Regions from separate parts of the Mus musculus genome. Here region 1 is linked to region 2. A link is a loop called in an ENCODE intact Hi-C map of the cell type or tissue named here. Cell type or tissue: left cerebral cortex. All regions are shown on one strand. Each heading gives the region's core, and the rest is flanking DNA. Links, peaks and the distances in the headings are about the cores only. Region 1 holds the start of Fam117b (family with sequence similarity 117, member B). Region 2 overlaps Fam117b (family with sequence similarity 117, member B).

Region 1 (11,742 bases), core at 2,612-7,611, 78 kb before region 2:
CTTTTTATTTGAAGACACCCTCTTGTTCCTTATCCTGTCCACCTCCAGAACACAGCACTGTAAAGGCAACAAAGTGCTGTCTTGCAAGATCTGGAAAGGCCTTTTAGCATGTTTGGGCTGGGTCTTTTAGAGAAATAAAAATAGGAAGCAGTTTTAAGTGCTTACCCTCACTTGTTCTGAACCTAGTTCCTTTGCTGTGCCTTCCATCTTCCTTCCAGAATAGGTACAAAATGTCTCGAGCAGGAGAGGCTCTGTTGAGAATGAAACATCTCTCTAGAACTAAACCACCAACCAAAGAGTGCACAGGGAGGGCTCCATGGCTCCAGATACATATGTAGCAGAGGATGGCCTAATGTGGCATCAGTGGGAAGGGAACTCCTTGGTCCTGTGGAGGCTTGATGCCCCAGTGTAGGGGGAAACTAGGGCTGTGAGGTGGGAGTGGGTGAGTGGGTGGAGGAGCACCCTCATAGAGGAAAAGGAGAGGGGGGAGGGGAGGAGATGGAGGGTTTGTGGAGAGGTGACCGGGAAGGAGATATCATTTGAAATGTAAAGGAATAAATGATTAATAAAAAAGAAAGAAAAAAGGAAAGTTTCTCTAGAATGAAGGATGCAGTGAGAGTCAAAAAGTCAAATTCTAGTTTGAGGTGAGCGAGGTCCTCTCCTCCCCAAGAGATATTCTGCCTATCGCAGAGTTACGCCCCCACCCCTGGTTCCTTTATTTATGCCACAAGGTGGTCATGCGCTTGTCTTATCAAGTTTTTAAAAGTGGTTTGCTGAATTGAGGTTCCAGCTTGTGGTTTAAAAAAAAAAAAGCAATTTGGTTTTAGATTCTAAAAGTTGTAGGTGCTGCAGTGAGTGATGTTTGCTAAGCCGTTCATTCCATTTTCGGGAAACTGAGTCCCAGCCACATACCATGTGCTGGGCATGAGGGGTGGATCTGAAATAAGCAGACCAGAGCTTACAGTGTACATTTTTGGCACTGAGTATGTGTTGAGCAGTGTGCTGAGGCAAGACAGTTGCAATCTCTAGTATGTTGCTCACAGTGCTTCAAATAGTGTGCCTAGATTCATATCCTTGGCCTGACATCTCTGAATGGGAGGTTGTTTGTTTGTTTGTTTGTTTGGGAGACAGAAATTCTCTGTGTAACTCTGGCTGTCCTGGAACTCAGTCACTGTGTAGACCAGACTGGTCTTGAACTCAGAGATGCTCCTGCCTCTGCCTCCCAAGTACTGGAATTACAGGTGTGTCCTACCAACAGCCGGCACTGAGTCTGAGTTTTATCCCACTGTCTGTTTGCTCCTCTTGCTCTTCTACAAGCCAAGTGGATTCCCAGTATGAAAGCAACAGAAAAGTCACTGGTGATAAACACAAAACAGAAGTCTCGTTAATTCTCTCTGTGCCACACTTAGCTGGGAAGATTCAGCCTCTGGCTTCTGTTGTGATCAGGATTTGGTAGCAGAGATGCAGCCTGGTGAGGTCAGAGGGGGCGCTTTTAACAAAGGCATGGAGTTATTCAGAGAACAAAATGGATCCAGAGAGGAGTAGACCAAAGAAAGAGAATCCAGGTCCACATGTGACACAGGGGTTAATGTTTAAGAAGAAAGATTGGCAGGGCATGGTGGGGCACAGAGGCAGGCAAATCTTAGGCCAGCATGGTCTACAGAGCGAGTTACAAGACCTCTAGGGCTGTTACACAGAGAAAACCTGCCTGTAAAAAAACAAACAAATTAGAGTCTAGGTTGTGACAAGTAGGACTTGGAGATATGCATTGAGTCTTGTGCAAAGAAATACCCCTTTGTGTTCACACACTTCAGCAAATATCAGGTTGCTTTTTGTTTCTATTTTTGGTATCTGTTGTTGCTTTCCAATTAGACATTCTGCTCAGACAGGCGATAGATGGGGCCTAGCTTTATTCAAAATGAACTACAGTACTTAGAATACAATCTGATTTAAGTGGGGTGTTCTGGCATTCACCTGTAATCCCAGGACTCTGGTGGCTGAGTCAGTAGTTTGAAGGTACCAGGCTTGGCAGAGAGTGCAAAGGTTAAAGCACTTTCCATGCAAATGTGAGGGCTAGATGTTCCCAGAACCCATTTAAGTATTGGGTGAGTATGTTGACCTGCCTGTAATGCTAGAACTAAGAAAGCAGAGAAGAAGGATCCTAGCCTTATCAATGAGCTCCAGGTTCATGGAGAGGCACAGAAGAGACTCCCAGCACCAACCTCGTGCCTCTACACACATGTGCACAATGGGCCTGCACTTCTACATGCACATGCCCATATGTATGCAAACACACATGTCTACATACCATGTATATGTACACAGTTTTAAAAAGCCTAAAAGTTTGAAGCTAGCCTGGGTTACATAGTGAGTTTGAGCCCAACGTAGTCTACATAGCAAAACCCTGTCTCAAAAGACAAAACAGACAGATCAAAGGAATGAAACCTGAACCTCTTACCAGGGCATCCATGTTTCTCTCTCACATGCCTCTACCTTCCAAGTCTTACCTCTGAACCACCCTTGCCTTCTGGACACTGGCTTTATTTGGCTTCTTTAAACACATAGAGGTTTTCTTTTCTTGAGTCCAAATAGCTATTTTGTCTGGAATATTCTTTTATGATAGCTCTATCTTTTAGGTCTCATCTTAAAAGTCCTATCTTGAGAAAAGAGTTCTTGCCTAGTTTAGCTAGGTCTCCATTGTTCTCTTATGACGCTGTAATTTTCTTCATAGAATTTTGCCATGGGCAATAACTTACACATACGGTTGCATGTGCGTACACATGTGTGTTTTGTTTATTTGCTCATTGCTAGGTCCATGGAGCGTGTGGAGTTGCCCAGCACTATAGAGCCATTACATGCTCCACACACAGAAGGCTCACAATGAGTGTCGAGAGGGTTAATGAACTGAACATTGAGAGGGAACTCTGATTACTAAATAACCGTGTTGTTATGGCCACAGCAGGAACATGTGAATACAGGGAAGTGGATTTAAGGGGAGAAGAAGGCAACCTCCTGCCTCCTTGAATAAAAAAAATAAAGTAATTAAGACTGGAGCAGATGATGAGAGGAAGGAGTGGTTTCAAGCACAGGAAATAGTAAGTGTGAAAACTTGGGACGAGAGTGCCCAGAACTTAGGGAAATGAAAGAATGTCTGGGTGGCTGGAACCTACTGAGGAAGAGTTAGGTAGAGGAGGGCCGGAGAGATGTGGTAAGCCTCAGTAATTGGTAGGCTGTATCTGAAGGGAAACAGAAAGCTGTGCAGTAGAGGAAGGTGCTCTGGTGTGAGCGTTCTGTTTATTTTGTGGTGTTGGGTATGGAACCTGGAGTCTGAATATGTTGGGCAAACATGCTATCTCTGAGCCATCCATCTTCAGCCCCAAGTCTGTGTGTGTGTGTGTGTGCACGCGCGCGCGCATGTATGTGTGTGTGCATGTATGTGTGTGTTGTTATGCTCTGTAGATCAAATTAATGATCCTCTGCCTTTGTCTCCCTAGCTTTGGGATTGCAGGTTTGTACACAGCAAGCAGCTCAAATTCAGGTTTTAAAAGCCACGGTAACAAGCTGGTGTGGTGGCCTTTAATCACAGCACTTGGGGGACAGAGACAGATGCATGTCTGTGAGTTCAAGGTCAGACTGGTTTATACAATGAGTTCTTAAACAGTCAGAGCTACAAAATAGAGAGGCTCTGTCTCAAAACAAAAGGAAGCAGATGAACAATGTGTGTAGGTGGAGGGGATTAACTCTGGTGGGGAGGAGTAAGCTTGGAGAAGTGGGCACTTGGAAGAGTAGGGCATGGCAGAGACTATCCAGGAAGGGTGGAAGGGAACAGAGGCATGACTAAAAGGGGTGGAGTTTAGAGAATGTTCTTTTCACACGAGTTTCAGGACATCAGATGACAAGGTCGAGTGTTTTACTGGCTTTCCTGTAGGCTAGAGAACCTCTAAGAGTTTTGATTCAGACCAGTGAGTGTGATAACTGAGTAAGATGGAAGAGGAGCCATTTAGTGGCAGATGAGTGTCCAGGGGATGATGAATCATGTGGGGATCAGTTTGGAGATATAGACAAGATATATAAGGGATGCTGTACAGGCAGCTAAATAGGAAACCGTGTGGACTTCTAGGCACAGCTATTGTTGTCTAAAAGGACTGAAAGGCAAGATTGGCTCCTGAGGTACTTTCCCCTGTTTCTTTCTTTATAAAGATTTATTTATTTTATGTATGTGAATATACTATAGCTGTCATCAAAAAAAAAAAAAAAAAAAAAAAAACCAGAAGAGGGCATCAGATCTCATTACAGATGGTTGTGAGCCACCATGTGGTTGCTGGGAATTGAACTCAGGATCTCTAGAAGAGCAGTTAGTGCTCTTAACCACTGAGCCATCTCTCCAGGCTCGTGCTTTCCCTATTTCAATATCAGAGTGCACAAGCCATCAAAGGGACAAGGAAGTGCCTGAAAGACCTTGAGGATCTGAGGCAAACTAGCAGTTGGGTTTTAAGTAGAAAACACCAATTAAGCCGGGCGGTGGTGGCGGCGCACGACTTTAATCCCAGCATTTGGGAGGCAGAGGCAGGTGGATTTCTGAGTTTGAGGCCAGCCTGGTCTACAAAGTGAGTTCCAGGACAGCCAGGGCTATACAGAGAAACCCTGTCTCGAAAAAAACAAAACAAAACAAAACAAAAACAAAAAAACAAAAAAAAAAAAGAAAACACCAATTAGCAACTTAAGCTTTATGAATCCTCTTCCTAAATAGGAAATCAGCATCCCATATTTCTTGGAGAAAATAACACCTCTACAAATTCTATCTCAAAATGGTATTATTATTGTTATTATTATTATTTATTTTGAGATTGTGTTTCTATGTATATTCCTGGCTGTCCTAGAACTCACTCTGTAGATCAGGCTGGCCTCCAACTCCCAGAGATCCACCTGCCTCTGCTTCCTGAGCGCTGGGACTGACCGTGTGTGCCACTACCGTTCAGACGTGTCATGTATTTATTTTACTCTCTAGTATTTTATGTGCACAGTTTTGCATTATTGTAACTATAATGCACTTAAAATTTTAATTTTGTCTATTTTATTCCCCCCTTTTATTTATTTCTTCGATTTTAAAGTTGAAAGAGTTTGTGGTCATAATGAGCAATTTAGTGACTATATATATATATATATATATATATATATATATATATATATATATATATTCTGTTCAATCACATTTTAGAAATACTTGTAGAAGGATGGAGATGATTTTATTATAATTAAAGGAGCTTGAAAAAAAATAAAGAAAAAATAAGAGTCATAAAAACCCATTTTTGGGCTGGCAAGATGGCTCAGCGAGTAAGAGCACTGACTGCTCTCCCGGAGGTCCTGAGTTCAAATCTCAGCAACCACATGGTGACTCACAACCACCCATAGTGAGATCTGATGCCCTCTTCTGGTATATCTGAAGACAGCAACAGTGTACTTATGTATAATAAATAATTCTTTAAAAAAAACCAAACATTTTCTTGGGAATAGGAAACATGGTTCAGAGGTTAACAGAACTGGGTTCAATTCCCAGCACCCACATAGCAGCTAGGAAACATCTGTAACTCTATTTCCAGCACACCCAACACCCACTGCTTTCCGGTATCCATGAACACTGGATGCCCTGAAGCACAGGCAAATTACTCAGATATATATATTAAAAAATTTTAAATTTATAACTTCTTTCTTGTAAAGAGTTGAGCAGACCCAGAAGCAAATAAGTCTGTCAATAATTTTATCTTCTGAGGTTCGTGTGTTACTATTTTGCTGTGCTGGGATTGCCTCACACCTGGAAGAACCTCGAGTTCAAATACAGATAAATTCAAATGTGTTGCTTCTTGCCTAAAATTTCATAAGTCACATTTCAACCTTGGAAAGAATCATTTCCTGAGGGGCGTGGGGTTCAAGCAGAAGGGTGCTTATTTGCCTGATTCGCCTGATTCTTGACAAACAAGGCCACTCTTCAGAGAGGAGCCAGAGCACAAAGACTCCTACCTTACCTTGATGTATTGTTTGCCTTGATTCTTCAATGGACCAGGATGACAGCTAAGGATGCTTTTATTCATTTCCATTCACTTAAAAACAGAACCAAGCCCTGCGGTGGTGGTACACGCCTTTAATCCCAGCACTTGAGGCAGGCAGATTTCTGAGTTCGAGGCCAGCCTGGTCTACAAAGTGAGTTCCAGGACAGCCAGGGCTACACAGAGAAACCCTGTCTTGAAAAACCAAAAAAAAACAAAAAACAAAAAAAAACAAAAAAAACAACAACAACAACAACCAAAAAAAAAAAAACTAAACCAAAACAAACCAAACAAAACCAAACCAAACAAAACAAAAAAACCCCCCAGAACTACTCCAAGGCACCCAATGCTACAATTCTAACTATTTATGTTTTGATTGCTAAGATATTCTGATGATTACATAGTTTTTAATTTACAAGTAACTACAATAGCCTTTAGTATAAAGGCGGCTTCAATGACTAATACTGGTTCTCATTGAAAGTTCAGCTCTAGGTCTATGAATTAAGCAGGCAGGTTAAATGAGATAAAAGGGCTGTTTTGTTTTGTTTTGTTTTTTCATACCCATTGGATCTGTGATCCTGTGAGAAACACAGCTACAGGAAAACGTGAACAAAGGAGACATCAGTCAGTTTTGAGTTCCAACTGGCCATGGTGGCATAAATCTTAATTTTCTTTTCTTTCTTTCTTTCTTTCTTTCTTTCTTTCTTTCTTTCTTTCTTTCTTTCTTTTTATTTTATGTTGAGTACACTGTAGCTGTCTTCAGACACACCAGAAGGCATCAGATCCCTTAGAGATGGTTGTGAGCCACCATGTGGTTGCTGGGAATTGAACTCAGGACCTCTGGAAGAGCAGTCAGTGATCTTAACCGCTCAGCCATCTCTCCAGCCCTATAAAGCTTAATTTTCAAGTGGTGGAGAAAAGAGGGATCAGGGATCTAAGACTGTCCTCAGCTACATAGTGAGTTTCAGGCTAGTCTGAACTATATGGGACTCTACCTGTTTAAAAAAAAAAGGAACTAAGCAACTAGCTTCAGCAGACCATGTTTTAACTATGCAAACCATTTTAACTTTTGATCTAATACAGCTTATCTGATGAAAACAGTTTTTTAGCTTAAAAAAAGGAGGCCTTTAGGTCAGTAACAAACAAAACAAATTATCAGAGAGCCTAGGATACCAGAATATATTTCAAAAGGAAGCCATTGGCCATTTACACTTGAGTAAGACAGAAAGACTTAGTAACAGAATGTCTTTACTTTTCTGAGGTCTTTTCTGAGGTTTTGTCTGTTGGGATGCACACATATATGTACAATGATGAATGAATGAATGAATGAATGAATGGAGAGAGACTGCTAGAAAAGGAGTTCTGAGAACTTCCTGCACAGCCTCTTCTCATCAAATCCTTGGTTAATATTTAGAACTGTCTGTAGCAGATGGTATTGCTTAGCTGCACCTTACAAATAAGAAACTTGTTTATGGACATACCTGAGATCACAGGCTATGTGGGGGATCTGACTGTCTCCAGGACCCTAGGAACCTATCTAACAGCTTTCTACAGGAACCCAATAGGGCTTGAGGCCTAGAACCTGTTACCAGAACCACCACGCCTTGGTTAAGGGATCTTTTTAGAATGTATAGCTATTAAAGCCATAAAGGGATTAAGGATGCCACGTGCAGTCTGCATGTCGACTTTTTAATTGAAGAGGAACCCGCGTATTATGATTACTTTAGAATTTCTTGCCTTTCAGAGAGTTCTTATGAAAGCCATGGAGACTTATTTTCTCCACCAGACTAAACTATGAATGGTGGGCCAATGAAACGGCTCAGTCTGATGCATGAGTCTGATTCCCTGCACAGACATGTTAGAAAAGAACAGGCTGTCCTTTGACCTCTACATGCATGCACATGCTTATTCACAAACCAGATACATAAATGTAATAAATAAATAAATAAATAAATAAATAAATAAATAAATATGGGTGGTGCACCCAGTTCTGTCTCAAATAGAGAGGAGCAAGTGGAGGCCACAGCACTTTATAAACTTGCATCTTTCTAAGGTATAAGGGAACTGTAAAGTAACTGATTAAATAAATTCTTTATTACTTGAGATCTATAAGGGTGGGGGCTAGTAGCAACACTACTCGATAACTGAACTTCACAGATACCATCTAAAGTTGCATTCTAACCTGCAAATATAATCGTTCTGATATTTGAATCTTTGTAGCGCCAAAAAGAAAAGAGAAGAAAGATATAAAATACCCTAGAATTAAAGTTCTTTTATTTTAGAGCCCTGCTCATAGGTAGATGGAATTAGGGCAGAACAAAAAGATTGGGGGGCGGGGGTGAGGGGAGTCTCCAAAGAGATGTGCGTACGTGTTAACTTACAGACACCACTGCTGTAAGGAAATGAGTTTCAGAGGGAAAGAGTCGGTTCAGACCATCCCCGGGGACACCGTGGTCCCGTACAGTCCGTCCCTTTGGCCAAATTCCCGGAGTCCCAGGGGCTCCCTCCAGCGGGAAACAGGGACGCGCGTGGCCGGGCGCGCGCCTACACGTACACGCACGTGTACACACACACACACGCACGCACACACGTCCGCACACGCACGCAACCCCCCCTCACCCCCCACCCCCGCATCCCTCTACACAAGCCACAAGCGTTCCCTCCGCACCCCTCCTCCTGCCACGGCCGGTTTCCTCCGCCGCCCGACCCCTCGGGGGCGGGCCTCTTTCTCTTTAAAGAGCAGAAGCAGCCTCGGGAGCCGAGATGCGCGCAGCCAATCAGCGAGGCCGAGTGGCTCGAGCGCGCTGACGCTACACCAATGAGCGGCGGCAGGGGGCGGGGACAACGGAGGAGACACTATTGTTGATGAGGAGCCGCGGCGGCGGCTGCATCACCTCGTCGGTGCCCGTCGCTGCCCGCGCGCCCCCTGGTCCTGAAGTCAGGCTACGTCACCCGCTGGCTCAGGCCTTCCCTCGGGCCCCGAGCAGCCGGTCCCCGCCGCCCAGCACCCCCGGCCGCCGTCTCTGGGGCGGGGGGACCATGTCCCAGCGGGTGAGGCGCAATGGGTCTCCCACGCCCGCCGGCGCCCTCGCGGGTGGCGCGGTCGGCCCGCCCGGGGGCCCTGGGAGCCGCCTGCAGCCCATGAGGGCGACGGTGCCGTTCCAGCTGAAGCAGCAGCAGCAACATGGCAGCCCCACGCGGGGCGGCGGCGGCGGCGGCAACAACGGAGGCAACGGAGGCGCCTCAGGCCCCTCGGGCGGCGGCGGCAGTGGCGGCCCGCGCACCGCCTCACGCAGCACCAGCCCCACGCGCGGCGGCGGCGGCAGCGCGGCGGCGCGTACCAGCCCCACGGTGGCCACGCAGACGGGAGCGTCCGTGACGTCCACGCGCGGTACCAGCCCCACGCGCGGCACGGCGCCTGGGGCCCGAAGCAGTCCTCCGCGCCCGCAGCCGCCACCGCCCCTGCTGGGCACCGTGTCGTCGCCCAGTTCGTCGCCCACCCACCTGTGGCCGAGCGAGGTGATTGCGGCCCCACCCTCCGCCCGCGTCCGCCACCGGAGGAGGTCCCCAGAGCAGGGCCGACCCTCGGCGGAGAAGAGGAGCCCCAGCGCCCCGGTGTGCAAAGCAGGTACGTGGAGGACAGGGGTCCTGTGCCGCCGAGTGGGGACTGCAGCGCTCCGGTGGGGCGGGGCGGGGCGGGGCGGGGCGTGCGGTCCGCCACCCCTGCGTCTTGCCCGTGCGGGTCTCCGCCGTGGAGGTGCGGCCGCTAACCTTGGGCCTGGGCTCAATTTGTGGAAATCATAAACCCTGGGGTTTGGCCTTGCGTCGCTACTGCTGGGGCTGGTCCTGTCACTTTTGGTGACGCGGTTAATGCTTGCAAATAGCACTTGTGTGCTGCTTAGTGTTTCTGTTCCACAAAACAGTTTCGGATCTGGAGGACTGAATGCATCAGCAAAGGCGGATTTGGATCATTGAAGAGTTGTGAAGCTGGGAGCAGTTTTTGCATTTCGTAAGACTTAATGAGTAGCAAGAAGGGAGAAGTTAAGCAAGATTGCTTTGGGGTGTGTGCATAGGTCTATGTATGTGTTTACACATATACGTAAATGGTAGATAGCTAGCCTGAGGGTCTGAGTGTGTTTCTGAGATACTGGTTTTATTTCTCTTAGACTTATTCTTTGCTTCCCGCACCCCCCCCCCCCCAACACTCTCACTACCGCTGGCTGACCTGGAACTTGCAGTGTAGACCAGGCTGGCCTTGATCTGCCTGCCTCTGCCTTCCTAGTGCTGGGATTAAAGGCCTGCCCATTTTGTTTTGCTTTGGTTTTTTATGTTTATTTTTTATTTTTTGTTTGCGTTTTGAAACAGGCTCCCTGTAGCCTCATCTGGTCTGTAACTCACCATGTAGATAGGTTAGCCTCACCAACTGCCTCTGCCTTCTGAGTGCTGGAGTCAAAAGCATGCTACTTTGCCAGGCTACAAAATGCTTTTAAAAGATGTTAAGAGGATTCCCTCCCTTCAATAATGGGCAAGTGGTTTTCATACACGACCTCATTTTAGCTTTCATATTTTCCTTTAGATGGGTTAAGAACAAGTGGTGACAGGTGAGCTTTGACTCTGCTTGTATGCCACAGAGAACAAGTCTTCAAATTAGATCAAGGGAGCAACTTCTAATGTATAAGAGAACGTCTGAGAGATACATTGCACACCAAAATTACATGCATGCTGGACAAGATTTCTGCAGTTTGCCATTGAGTTTCTGGAGCTAGGATAGTGCATCTGGTGTCTGGTAGATGAGCTGCTTAAGTGGGCAGTAGACAAGGAAGGAGACTGGGCCCCTCAATCTGATAACAGAATTTTAAAGAGTTGATTTGCAACACACCCTGAGGAGAACTTGATTAGGGTAAACAGTCAAATGTGAAGGAGGCTTTATTTCCGGGGACATTGGGCTCCTTGTGTGCTCATTCATATTTTCCAAAGGCACCCCCTCCCCCACTCCCCACCCTCCAAAACCAGAAAAAAACGGAGTAGTTACTCTTAAACTAGGTGTGAGGGATACTGCTTGTTGGTAGGTCTCTCAGTCTTACTCAAGTGTAAATGTCTGATGGCTTTTTTTTCTTTTTTCAAGACTGGGGTTTCTCTGTATAGCCCTGCTGGCTGTCCTGGAACTCACTCTGTAGACCAGGCTGGCCTCGAACTCAGAAATCCGCCTGCCTCTGCCTCCCAAGTGCTGGGATTAAAGGGCCACCACTGGCCGATGTCTGATGTCTTCTTTTTGGAATATATTCTTGTTTCACGTTAGTTAGGTCCATACAAAGTGGGGGAAGTGTTTTCAGTAGCATAGACTGCTATGATTAAATCATTCCATGTTTTATATGGCCAAATCTAGAAAGAGACATTGTAATTACTGCGCCCCTTTTTGATTAAAGGGAGATGACCAGTTTGCAGGCTTGATGAAATGTGAAAGTTCTTACTTGGAAACAAAGGTGCTTCTTGATGCAGTTCTGGAACCCTCATGTGACTCAGATGCCTGGGCTCATCTTCAGGCTGCTAGCTTCTTCTAGATGTCTCATGGGGTGAACAGAGTCCAGCCTTCACCAGGGCTTCATTATTACAGAGTCCCTATGTGGGAGATCTCAGGATCTCTAGCTGGTTGATTATTTCTCTGGGCTTTGAACTAATTACTGAGTGATCCAAAATA
Region 2 (11,742 bases), core at 6,450-11,449:
GATCATGCCTAGACAGTAATGTATGTACCCAGAAGCAGTACACAAGGCCATGTAGTAGTAACCTCCACACTAATCGATTATGGCTACATTAATTTACTTCCTCACCATTCCTCTGTAGTCATGCAGGGTCTAGTCTCTTGGTCAGCATTGTTTGTTTTCTTGAGAATGAGCATTCTGACTAGAGTCAAATAGAATCTCAGTGTATTTTTGATTACCATTTCCATGATGGCTTTTACATTTCTGTCATTTAAAAAATGCTCCTCAGCACTGCCCCTCCCCTTTCAAGTCCCCTTCTTCTTCTTCTTCTTTTTTTTTTTACTTTTTGTAGTGTGGAAATGCAAGCTTCATTCTGGGAGCCATATATCTTAAGCCATTTATTTCTTTTAAACCAGACACAGCACAAATATCCCTAGCCTTGTCAAATAATTTTAAATAAGGTGACATCAGGCAAATAAATTAATGACAAACCTAGTCCTTTGTGATAGGGATATAGCTTAGTAGGATGCTTGCCAAGTGTGAAGGAAGCCCTGGGTGTAAGTCTCAGTACCCCGCAAGACAGGCATGGTAAGCCACGTCTGTAATCCCAGTACTCAGTGGGAGCAGAAAGATCAGAAGTTCAAGGTTAAAAAAAAGTCTTTATTTAGATGGAGGTATAAAAACTTAACATCTCTAATAAACCTGTCTTCAGATTTAAACATTATTTTATTATAGAGAGGTTAACATTGACTTTCTTATAAGTGAGAGTCTAGAAAAAATTGAGTATGATTCTTTTCATAAAACACCCAGAAACATTTGTGAGAGATACTGCCAGTACTTGACCTGTTCTTCCCATTGATTTAAATAAACGCTGTTTTCCTCTGTTCTTTGCCTGTACTGCAGTCTTTGGGGTGTTCAGTGCCAGTGGAGTCTGAACCCAGCATCGTTAGGAACACACACATTGTTGGAGCCCCGTCACCAAGTCTGTTATTTACTTCTTTAAAGCTGGCTCACAGGTTTGAGGAGACCTTCCTTTTTTCAGATTCTTGGCTCTATCACAGGTTAGCTCTCCCCCATGTTGCATCTAAACCTTTACAAACCTTAATTTACCATGTTTGTCAGACTCTCCTGCAGGTCACCTGTGCTAGGTACAGTCTTTCAGTCAAGATATGGGTTCCCTTGTCTAAGTAACATTTTAAACCCATAAATCATATCAGATTATAAAGGAAACTGATTATATTGAAATGGGTTTGTCTGTAGAGCCTCCCCTCCCAAGAACTCTTTAGTGTCGTGTCTGCTCGTAGAGAGATTGAACTTTGTTCTTAGAATCTCCTGCAGCTTGGCACACTGACATCTTTACTGAACTCAGTTGTCTTTGGGAGAGATGTGAATGACCAATGATTGATTCTATATACACAGTGTGCAAACATGCAGGTGCATGGGTGAGTGTGCCACAGTGTGTGTGGAGACCAGAGGACAGCTAGGGAAGTTGGCTCTCCTCTGTCATTTGGATTCTAGGAGTTGAACTCAACTTCCAAGCTTGGCAACAATCACCTATATCCATCTTGCAGAGGAAAACAATATTTTTATCATCTGATAACAGGGTTTTTTTTTTTTTTCATCGAAGTTGTCTTCTCACCTTGATTTTATTTTAATTTTGTGACATTACTATGTTATTTGTAATTTTTAAATTTTCATGGAATACCACTAAGAACAAAAATGTTTTGGGATAGTTTTGGAAGGTTTTGGCAACAGGGAAGAAGTTTGCTTTGGAAAAAACTTTGAAGACTAAATTACAACTTGGTGGTTAAAATTCCTGGGTGGGTTCTATAAGGAACAGAATCAGCTCAGGACCCCAAGACCAAGTTCTCAGCAATTTTAGTTTGCCCCAGAGAAGACAGAGAGTAGAGAATAAGAGACAGAAGATAGAGGACGAGGGAGAGAGGAAGGGAACAAGAGGGAGAAGGGGTGGTTGTCCTAGAGGAAAAGGACTGTCTCTGGAGAGAGAGGGGACAGCAGTTTACACAAGTTCAAGGGAAACCCCAAAGTAGGATGAGAAATTTCTTTTTAATTGAGCATATTAATTAAGTGAGCCAAAGGAGGCTTTTGCTTGCTGCACCTTGATAGTCAGCTTCAGGAGGAGGAAGTGGCCAAATAAGGGAAAGACCTGGGTGGCTAGCTTTAGGAATATACTCTCAACGGTGGAAAATGGGCTAGAAAGGCAAGGCCTGCCAAACCATGCTCAATACACTGGAGCTGGCCAAAGTCTGCTCAGGTTCCATTCCCTCCATCACAGAAAAACTAAAGCAACCCAACAAGCTTTCCATTATTTTGCTTTCACATTTACCTTTCATTTCTCTGAAAATCTCTATAATTGATGTAGAAATTTTTACTTATACTAGATAAAACTGGATGTGGAAGTGCATGTTTTAGTTTAAGCTGGGTGCTGTAGAGGCAGAGGCAGTGGATCTCCGTGAGTTCAAAGTCAGCCTGGTGTACATAGCAAGCTCAGGACAGCCACGGCTGAATAGTAAGAACCTTTCTTGAACAAAACAAAACATAGCAAAAAAAGAAAACAAAACCCAAAACAAACAAGTAAAGAATACATGAAAAGAAAGCCTTTGCTTATCAGGGCATAGTCCTGTAGGGTGGAATTTAGCAAAAACAGAACCAGACGATTTATATAGTCCATTGTTTTGTCTTCTCCCTTCATAAAAAATCATGTTGGAAACATATTTGTCTCTATGCATGTGGATTTTCTTTTGCTTTAGGATATCCATATTCCTATTGGCTATCTTAGATCCTATTAAATGAAGTGGTGTCAGCCTGACCTCTGCTTAGTGACAGGGCCCTCGAAGGGAGTGCCTGACAACACTGAGTCAGATATCTGGTAATATTTAGGTCCTTTGAGGTTGGCATTTCTGACAGATTCAGTTGTCCTTATATATCTTTTATTGACTTATTTTCTCTAATGATAAGTTTATTTCCAGTATTGAGTGACTTAACAAGAGTGGGTTGTCTGTTTTGTATGCAGGCCAAAACAACTTCATGAGATTCCAGCCTTTTACTGTCCTGACAAAAACAAGGTGAATTTCATTCCTAAAAGTGGCTCTGCTTTCTGCCTCGTGAGTATCCTCAAACCACTTCTCCCTACACCAGATCTTACTCTCAAGGGCTCTGGTCACAGCCTGACCGTCACCACTGGCATGACCACCACTTTGCTCCAGCCCATCTCTATGGCCTCCCTGTCTACAAACACAGAGCAAGAGCGGGTATCTCGAGGAACCAGTACAGTCCTGCCATCCGCCTCCCTCCATGCACCACCAGAACCCATTGAGGAAGCTGAAGGATAGGGCTCAGCTCAAGCAATGGGTGCTGGGAGCTAAGAACCCTGCAGATCACGTGACTGTGGTATCATGTGGTATCCTGTCCTCCCGGTTGGCTGTGAAGTGCTTTGGCTTTCCAGTGAGGTGTGACAGCAAGGCTCCTGGAAGAACTAGTGGTCCTCTGAGTGTTCTGCCCTGCGCATGAAGGCCACAGACGTGCTTCACCTGCTTGGCCTTGAAGCACTAGCTGAAACCTGAAAGGTCTCTTCTTTACTTTTGGAGGAACAAAAATCACATTTTCATTTGTTTCAAATTAGACTTGTTTAAAAACAAAATACAAAACCGGATCCCTGCAAACATGATTTCTGAAGGGAGATGTGATCGATGCTGCAAGAAAATCATCTTTTATATGAAAACGACTATTTTATAATACCAATGTCACATTTTCTGAAAGTAACAAACAAGATGTTCCAATGATCCTTTGGTGGCCTCTGTTTCTTGTTTCCTTTTTCTAGATATTGCTTTTCTCGGCTGTTTTCAGCTTTGGGACCAAAGGGATTGTTGACATTTCCCCAGCAATGTCAATCTCATGACTGTTCTTCTCCCAAGTAAGAATTGATAGGTAATGCATTGAACCAAGTATATATAAAAAGATAAAAAGCAATATTTGTACATTATGTGATTTATGTTTTTTTGATGTCAACAGTTTGTGATTTGAGTGAAGTATTTGTAAACTGCTGTTTTCTGCACTATTCCTGTTCACACTTCATCGTGTGGTCAGTCAGTGTGAAGACAGGTTGCTTTAACAGTCAGTGAGCCAAAAGAAACTCTCAAGTGTGGATTGTTAGCTAGGAGTATGGAGCTCTCTGGTCTTCTGTGAGCTGTGTGTCCCGTGATTGCCCTTCCTCGCCGCTGTCAGTCTGACTTTGATCATCACTGTATCATATAGCCCCAAGAGACCCTGAAAAGGCTGTGCATGGATCCCCCCTCTGCTTCCGTGGTGGTGTTGTCTTGTGGATTTGGTCAGGGTTAGTAGTTTGCCAGGAGTGTGATCCTTTGAGTAGCAATCGGGAGCTGCAGAATCTTGAGAACTGACTTTTTCTTCATGTGTTGGCGCTGTGATTTGCTACTTACAGATTTTGCTAGTTTCTTCTCCAACATTCCACACACTGGGGGAAAGAGAAGAGGATTAGAGCTTAGAAAACAGGTACCTTTGGAACGTCTATACAGTTTTGGATTCGAGCTCATCTGATAACCATTGCCAGTATCACATGACAGTATTTAATTTCTAGGTGTGTGATAATAAAATTAAGGAGCTGCTCTTTAGAAATGAATTCCATCAGTGTTGGTAAACATTGTTTTAATATATTCTAACTTATGCTGCTGTGTACAACAGGTAGATGGCAAACCCTGCATGAGAGGGCCACAATTTTGAAGGCGAATTCCATCCACTGGTCCAGTCATTCCATCATGAGAAACCAAGAGGTAGCAGTACATCTTGGCAAGCTGTTTGTCACCTTAGAATGCCTAGACAGTTTAAAATGGGCTCTGCTTAATTTTAAGGAAGGATATTTAGGTTAATTGGATAAATTCAGACATCTAAGTAAAATCCATCAGTTTTTGGTTGGAAAAACTGATACATTTTGGTACTTTTTTTTACCCAAATCTTAACTTCCTGGGAACTAGTAAAGCATAGCTCCTTAGTCAGTAAAAGCCTCGGGTTTTGGAGTGTAGGCTTTTTGGTTGGTGGTTGGGTTTTGTTTCTCAGTTTAGGGTTTTTTTGTACCTTGATTTTTCGCCTTGTCAGGCCTTTTGACTTTACCATTTTACCAATATCAGAAGTACAGAAGAAAGGCAGCTGGCAGTCTGTTGAGTTGATCTGAAGGGAGAAGGAGACATTTAAAAGCAAGGGTTCTTGTTTTGTTTGTTTTTGAGATGGCTTTTATTATGTAGACCAGGCTGGCCTGGCACTCAGATGCCCCTCCCAAGTGCTGGGATTAAGGGCATGTGCCACCACACCATGCTTGTCTTCTTTTTAATTCTGTGGGTTTTCCCCACTTGAATGCTGTTAATTGATGTTCTTTTTCCTTTATCTTATACCATCTCATCTCTCGATTTACAAATAGAGTTTACTCTGTAATAGATTTTTCCCTTTTCTGTTATACTTGTTTGGCAGATTGACACCTCTGCCTTTACATCTATCCTTGAAGTAACAGAGAGGGACAGGTTTCAGGTCAGCATCTGCTCCTAGAAGTAGAACTTTAGTTTGAGGTTTGGTTGGAAGAAGATTGTGAATTTGCAAATAAATGAATTATAAGGTGACCAAACATTCCTGAGATCTAAAGAAAAACAAAAAAGGTCTATGTCCAAAAAGAAAACTGCCTGGGCCAAAGGGCTAATTTTTAAGCATATGAGCTTTATTGCAGTCTTAACATATATTAACCGTAGATCCACCTAGCTGTTTTATTTAACTCTTAATTCCCAGGGGCTTGGTTTTAAAAGTGGGTCTACTCTTAGTAGAGTGGGCATGATTACATTGACAAGCCACACTCCATAATTAGGTTATTCTGTAGAAACTGTACAGCGGTAGAGTAGTTTCAATGCAAATACAGTTTTTTTCCAGTGCTGGGGATCAAACCCAGGGCCTCATGCATGCTGAGCAAGTGCTGTGTCGCTGGCTTATTTCCCCAGCTCCTAATTTAAAACTTTAATTAAAAAAATTTTGTTCCATTGCAGTAAAAGTGGGTGGCATGTATTTTTTGGCTAAGGGTGCTGTTCCCTGGTTCCTGGCCCATCTTAGTTATACTTGACCCTCAAGCAGTTTCCTCCCTGCAGTGATTATTGCTTCTGACACGGTAAGTCTGTTACTTATCACTGGTTTATGGGCAGTTGTGTTTAAAAAACTAGTAGTTTTGCTTTCTTTGGTTAAATATGGTATGAATGTCAATTTTTTTTCCTATACCAGATCCTTCATTTTGTTTACAGTGTTTCTTACTTAGACCTAGGACCATAACCAAATCTGCCTCTCTATAGATACTGTTGCTAATTGGAGTGTATCTGGCAACAGAGAAAGGCTGCTTTTTATTTTTATTTTTTAATGTTTTGATTAAAGAAACAGTTAGCTTTTCCTAGGAGAAGGTCTAAACACAGTGGCCCCATGGAGAGCTTTCTCTGTCTGGGATTGAACTGAGATCCTGAGGTTTTCTTTTAGGAAACTAAAGTAAACTTGCCATTACTAAATTTGTAAAGTTGAGATTCACTCCTTAATGCTGGTGTGGGGGGTGTCAAACTGGACCAATGGAAATGCTGGATTTGCTAAATAAAGCCAAGATGCATAGCCCTGCACTTTAAGGTTTCTGGTTGCTCTGCCTTCATTAGTGACCCTGCAGAGTGGCTCTGAACAGTACTTTGTTTATACAGTCCTGTTGGAGATATATAATTTATGTTTTTTAAACAGTGCATCTTTGTCTCTGTTGATGTAAATTTTTTAATGCAATTTTTTAAAGTTACAACAAAATTCTCCCCCAAAAACAGCATTTCCAGTGATGATAAGTATTGTTGTGGACTGTGTCCCTGAACCTGAGCACTTACTGCTTTGTCACAGGGAATAGAACTTCCTATGTTCAAATAAAGTCTGTTGTTCTTGAGTCTTTCTTTCTCTGTGTGTTTTTATGAATGTCACTGCAAACTCACAGTTCACTTATTTTTAGGCATTTCTAGCCCTGTGTAGCTTATGTATAGTTTATTCTCTTACAAGGCTGTTCTTGGCCACCCCTGACTGCCTTAGAACTGAGTGTAGCCTATCCTTATAAGTACACAGCAGACATGGACACACAAACGCACACTGACAGGGATTCACTCATAAGTAATCCATGAATCCCTTGTTTGTTAGAGATTATTAAGCTGGGGAAATGAGTGTTCTGTATTACATGGAGAAGGTTTTTTTTGTTTTTAAAATTATTGCAAGATTGTTTGGTCTCGGGTGTTGAGTCTATATGAACTAGAGCTGGCCAGATCAGCCCTGTGAAGATCATGTAACCACCTAGGAAGAGGAGCCCTGCTTAATAAGTGAGAGGAGCTTGATCCTCTCATTTGTTAACATTATTAAAGTCTATTTTTGAGCCGGGCATGGTGGCATACCACATTCCCAGCACGTGAAAGAATAAGAGGATTACAAATTTAGGGTCAGCCTGGGTTATGTTGTAGGATTGTTTCAAAAGATAAATAAGCTGGAGAGAGAACGCAGTTTTTAAGAGCACTGGATTCAGTTCCCACCCCCAAATGGTGTGGCTTCTATACTAACACCTCATAAACCTGTTACCGACCTCTTACTAAATGTCCCATTCTGCCAGCCATATTGAGGCATACCTTTAGTCCCAGCACTGTAGAGGCAGACGCAGGAGGAAAACAAGCTAAGTACAAAACAAACCCAGGTCTTTGCACACACCACACACACTACCGTTTGCCTGCCACACTTACCTAACACACCTGCTTCTCTTCTGAGACAGCCCTTTACTAAATTGCCCAAGCTAGCCTCAAACTCAAGATCCTCCTGCTTCAGCTTCTTGAGTGTTTGAGATTACAAATGTATACTATCACACCCAAGTTACTAGACCAATGAATAGCCTTTGTAACTCTTTGGTTCAGTGGTTTTAAACCATGGTCTAGTCTTGAATTAAATAAGTCTACCTGGCAGAATAGAAAACAAGTTTTCTCCCAAGGAGACTAGTTGTGTGTGGTTTTTTGTTTGTTTCCTCCAGATGGAGCTCTGGCTTTGTGCATGCTAGCGGGGCCGGTGGGGGGGGGGGGGCTGTCCACCATCTCAAAACTGTTAGAGATACACAGCAGGGTATAGTGTAAAATTGTTTCTTACTGAGGGTTATGATAAAAATTAAGCAAGAACTACTGCATTAGATACAAATTAAATGTATATTTGTGGGGGGGGGGGTTAATGATGCTAAAAGCATTTAAATGGGGTTTAGTCCCTGATCATCACAACAGAAAGCAAACAGGCATGGTGCTGGAGCAGTAGCTAAGAGATCTACAGGCAGCAGACAGAGGAACATTGGACTTCACATGACCTTGTGAAACCTTAAAGCCTGCTCCCAGTGACACACCTCCTAATCCTTCCCAAACAGTTCTACTGTATGGTGACTAAGCATTTAAGTATATGAACCTAATGCAGGCCATTCTCATTCAGATCACAGTTGGTTTGATTTGAAACATATTGTAAAAGATTTGTCATGAATGCTGAGACATAAAAAAACTAGTGTTTGTCTCAGCCTGTCTGAAGTAGCCTTGCTAGAAAGGGTGCAGGTGGTCTGCAGGGAAACAACCCTGCATTGGCACATTTTGTGTGGTAAGTTCTATCATTGCTGCTTAGTGGTCATTGACTTGGAACCAAACATGTACAACTAGAGCTGCTGTCACCTAAGTGGTACAAGGGAACTGCAGGTCAACACCTTGCTTTGGTTTTGTTTGTTTTGTTTTGTTTTGTTTTATTTTATTTTATTTTATTTTTTGTCAGGTAAGTGTGTTTAATCGTAAGAAAGCTAAAAAGGGAGGAATCCATCTTAGAAATGGTCTGAAGTTCATTTTGGCTTCTCAGGTATAAAGTAGTCAAAGCTTGTAGCTGAGAACGTGTTTACCAACTCCAGATCAGTTGCCAGGCAGTATCTGTTACATCACATTCCTTATGGTCTCCCAAGAAACAAGAAACTGTCTTACAGATAACAAAATTGGAATAAGTAACCAATTCAAGTCCTATCTGGGAAATGTCAGTGTGTTTTTCTGTGTCTTGTCTCCGGAATGGGTTCTGGACCATGCAGCCTTGCATTCCTACCCTGCACCAACAGGGTTGATACATCATCTGATTGTCTGTCACTGAGCCTTGTTCTCCTTGTGGACACAGCTCCTGGTAGCCTGGTTCAGAGGCCCAAAGAAAGGGCACCACAGATACCAACTAGTTTATGACATAAGTTGGTGACTATTTTTAATCTTGCTATGTCCACAGAAATGAGAAACATTGCCTTTTAGAGAATCTGAAATTCAGTCACATTTCTTTTCCTTTACTTATTGAGATACTTAACAGTGGTGCTTGTTAACGCCTTGAGCATGCTAGACTCTTGGCTGCATCCCCAGTCTCAGCGTGGTTAAAATCTCTGCTTGCTGTGTTATAAGAAGACAGTAGAATGGATTTTGTGTGTGTGTGGGTGTGTATTGGTGTGCCTAACAGGGTAAAGGCATGAATAATTTCTTTTCTCCCTTTTTTTAAAGAGTATTTTTTGTTTTAGATGAGTAAGAGTTGCTTACAAGAGCAATTGTGAGCCTTGCAGTTGCTGAGAACTGAACCTGGGATCTACAGGAGTTAACTGTAGCTTTCAACCTGAGTCATCTCTCCAGCTGTTTTGGTTTTTTGGCTTTTCTTTTCGTTTGACTTGTCTGGGAAATGGTCATACTGTGTACCGCAGGCTGGCCTTAAACTCACAGAGATCTTCTTGCCTCTGCCTCCTAAGTGCTGGGATAAAAGGTCTGTACTACCACACCTGGCCTTTTTTAGAGGGTATTACTTTGAAACTCAATAAAGTGATTCTCAAGAAGAGACAGGAAAGCCATAGGGCAAAGTTCACTAGAACCAGTGCAGGCATTGTCCCCTGAGGGGAGGTTGAATGGAAAAGAGTACCACAGGTCTGGACAAGCATGTAGGGACTGAGAGCTGGCACCCAAGCACATGTGAAGTAGGCAAAATGGGATGTGAACCCCTACCTCTTACCTATGCATTTCAACTTTTCTAGGTCATGGAAGAGAGTAGGAAAGGACCACACTGGTGTACCTAGCTAGTGGGAAGTTTTAAATGTACAAAATGTAAAAATAAACACTTAAAATCCTGTTACTCGTAGGCAGACCTTTTGATTTTTGATTTTGTATTTACTCTGGGCAGTAGTTCACTAAGTGGAGAATATGGTGTTGACTAAATACCAAAGACAGAGCTCAGTGGCAGATCTCCCTGTAGCTAGAATTGGAGGCAGTTGTGAGTTGCCTAATGTGGACCTGGGGGCCACATGTAAATAGAACTTAGATTGTTCTGCAAGAGTAGCCAGCCACCAGTCAATTTTTGAGATGGTGTCTCTCACTGAGCCTAGAGCTGTTTGGACTGGCTAGCCAGCCCCGAATATTTGCCCATCTCTACATCCAGTTCCTGGGGTGACAGGCAGGTCTTAGGTTTACACAGGTACTTCACCCAGTGAGCCCAGCTAGGCTTTGGGGTGTTTTCATCACCTTGTCTTAGATTCCTTGACTGTGGTCCAGAGGTAAATCTCAAAAATAGGAAAAGAGTTGTATTTAGATTGAACACTTTAGAGAACACATTGCTTTATGCTATCTGTAGTCTTTATTATAGATGCTCAAGAGAGAGCAAGAGCACACTTAAGTTACCATCTTAATGCTGTAAGCTCTGTATATTTCTAGACCTATGAGATAGGAAGGATGAGATAAATATCCAGAACAATAGGTAATGTGAAGTGAATATTCAAAGTGGAAATTCCTTTCGATGTGTAAATAATGAAATCTAATTTTTTGAAATACAATTTGTTTCTAATGATATTAGAGCTATATTGTATAATTAAAATCTCAGAAAATACAAATTACACATGATAGCATAGCCTTCCATTCTTGCATCTCTTGAGAAGAAGACAGGTGGCTTGCTGGAGCTTGTCTAACTTTGTGTGAAGTGCTATCTGGGATAAAATAAAGTAGGATATAGGTGTTTCCCCGCTCAGTATAAAAGATACCCACTTTGAGAAAGTTGTTCCTAGGATAATGTGTGCCTTCCCAGCATCTGTCTTTCTGGTAAGTGCTCTGACTGTATTCTCACAACTGTGAACTAACTCACTGGAAGAACACCCTCACAAAGAAGAGTAGCACAGACGACCTAAGCTATCATTTCTTGAGGTTGATGGCAGTGGTTGCACTGGCACTAGCCTTAGACTGTGACTCGTAATAGTAATCCTGGTGATAAATCTTGGCAACACAATGAAAGTACCGTGTACTGGAAATTTTAACTCAACAGACAGAAAGTGCTTCTGAAGAGATAATAGTTCATTAAGGCTAAGATATTCAGGAACAAGTCTGAATTTGTTTTTGACCCTCAAGTGAATCTGCAGCCCATGCACCAGTGACCTGAAACTGGCTTTCTAGAGACCGCAGGGGCAGTTCACAGGGTTAGGCCAGGTTGCTGGGCGTGTGGAGTGGATAGCATTCACCCACTCTGGTTTACTCCTTAAAAATAGCTCACTATATATTCCATGACTTGGACATTACATGTAATTTCAATCTGAATCAACCTGCTAATAACTAGAAGCCCATAAAAACCACAGTAAACAACTTAATTAAAATGTCCCTTGTGGGACATCAGCCACAATGGCCTGGATGACCGAACACG

What was found. Hi-C counts contacts between places; a loop is a spot of excess contacts. Peaks named below come from ENCODE experiments on the same cell type or tissue, not always from the same donor. Only the 100,000 strongest peaks of a DNase experiment are listed, where the experiment ranks them.
Region 1: a loop joins it to region 2, with 2.1 times the contacts of the local background. A loop is called at or near these places in 1 of 42 quality-filtered maps.

Annotation. Positions count from the first base shown.
Region 1 is chr1:59,904,081-59,915,822 of GRCm38, forward strand. Fam117b (family with sequence similarity 117, member B) reads left to right here and starts at 8,926. Exons shown (of 8, transcript NM_001037725.3): 1 at 8,926-9,672. The coding sequence starts at 9,084. In left cerebral cortex, for the core only: a CTCF peak has its summit at 5,477 (motif pointing left); no DNase peak of the experiment used is centred there.
Region 2 is chr1:59,978,399-59,990,140 of GRCm38, forward strand. Fam117b (family with sequence similarity 117, member B) reads left to right here. Exons shown (of 8, transcript NM_001037725.3): 8 at 3,011-6,950. The coding sequence ends at 3,329. Ica1l (islet cell autoantigen 1-like) reads right to left here. Exons shown (of 11, transcript NM_027407.4): 11 at 10,670-11,742. Among named protein-coding and RNA genes, the nearest start is that of Ica1l, 59 kb to the right of the region's middle. In left cerebral cortex, for the core only: no CTCF peak of the experiment used is centred there; a DNase peak (open chromatin) is centred at 9,445; H3K27ac peaks cover 543 bases.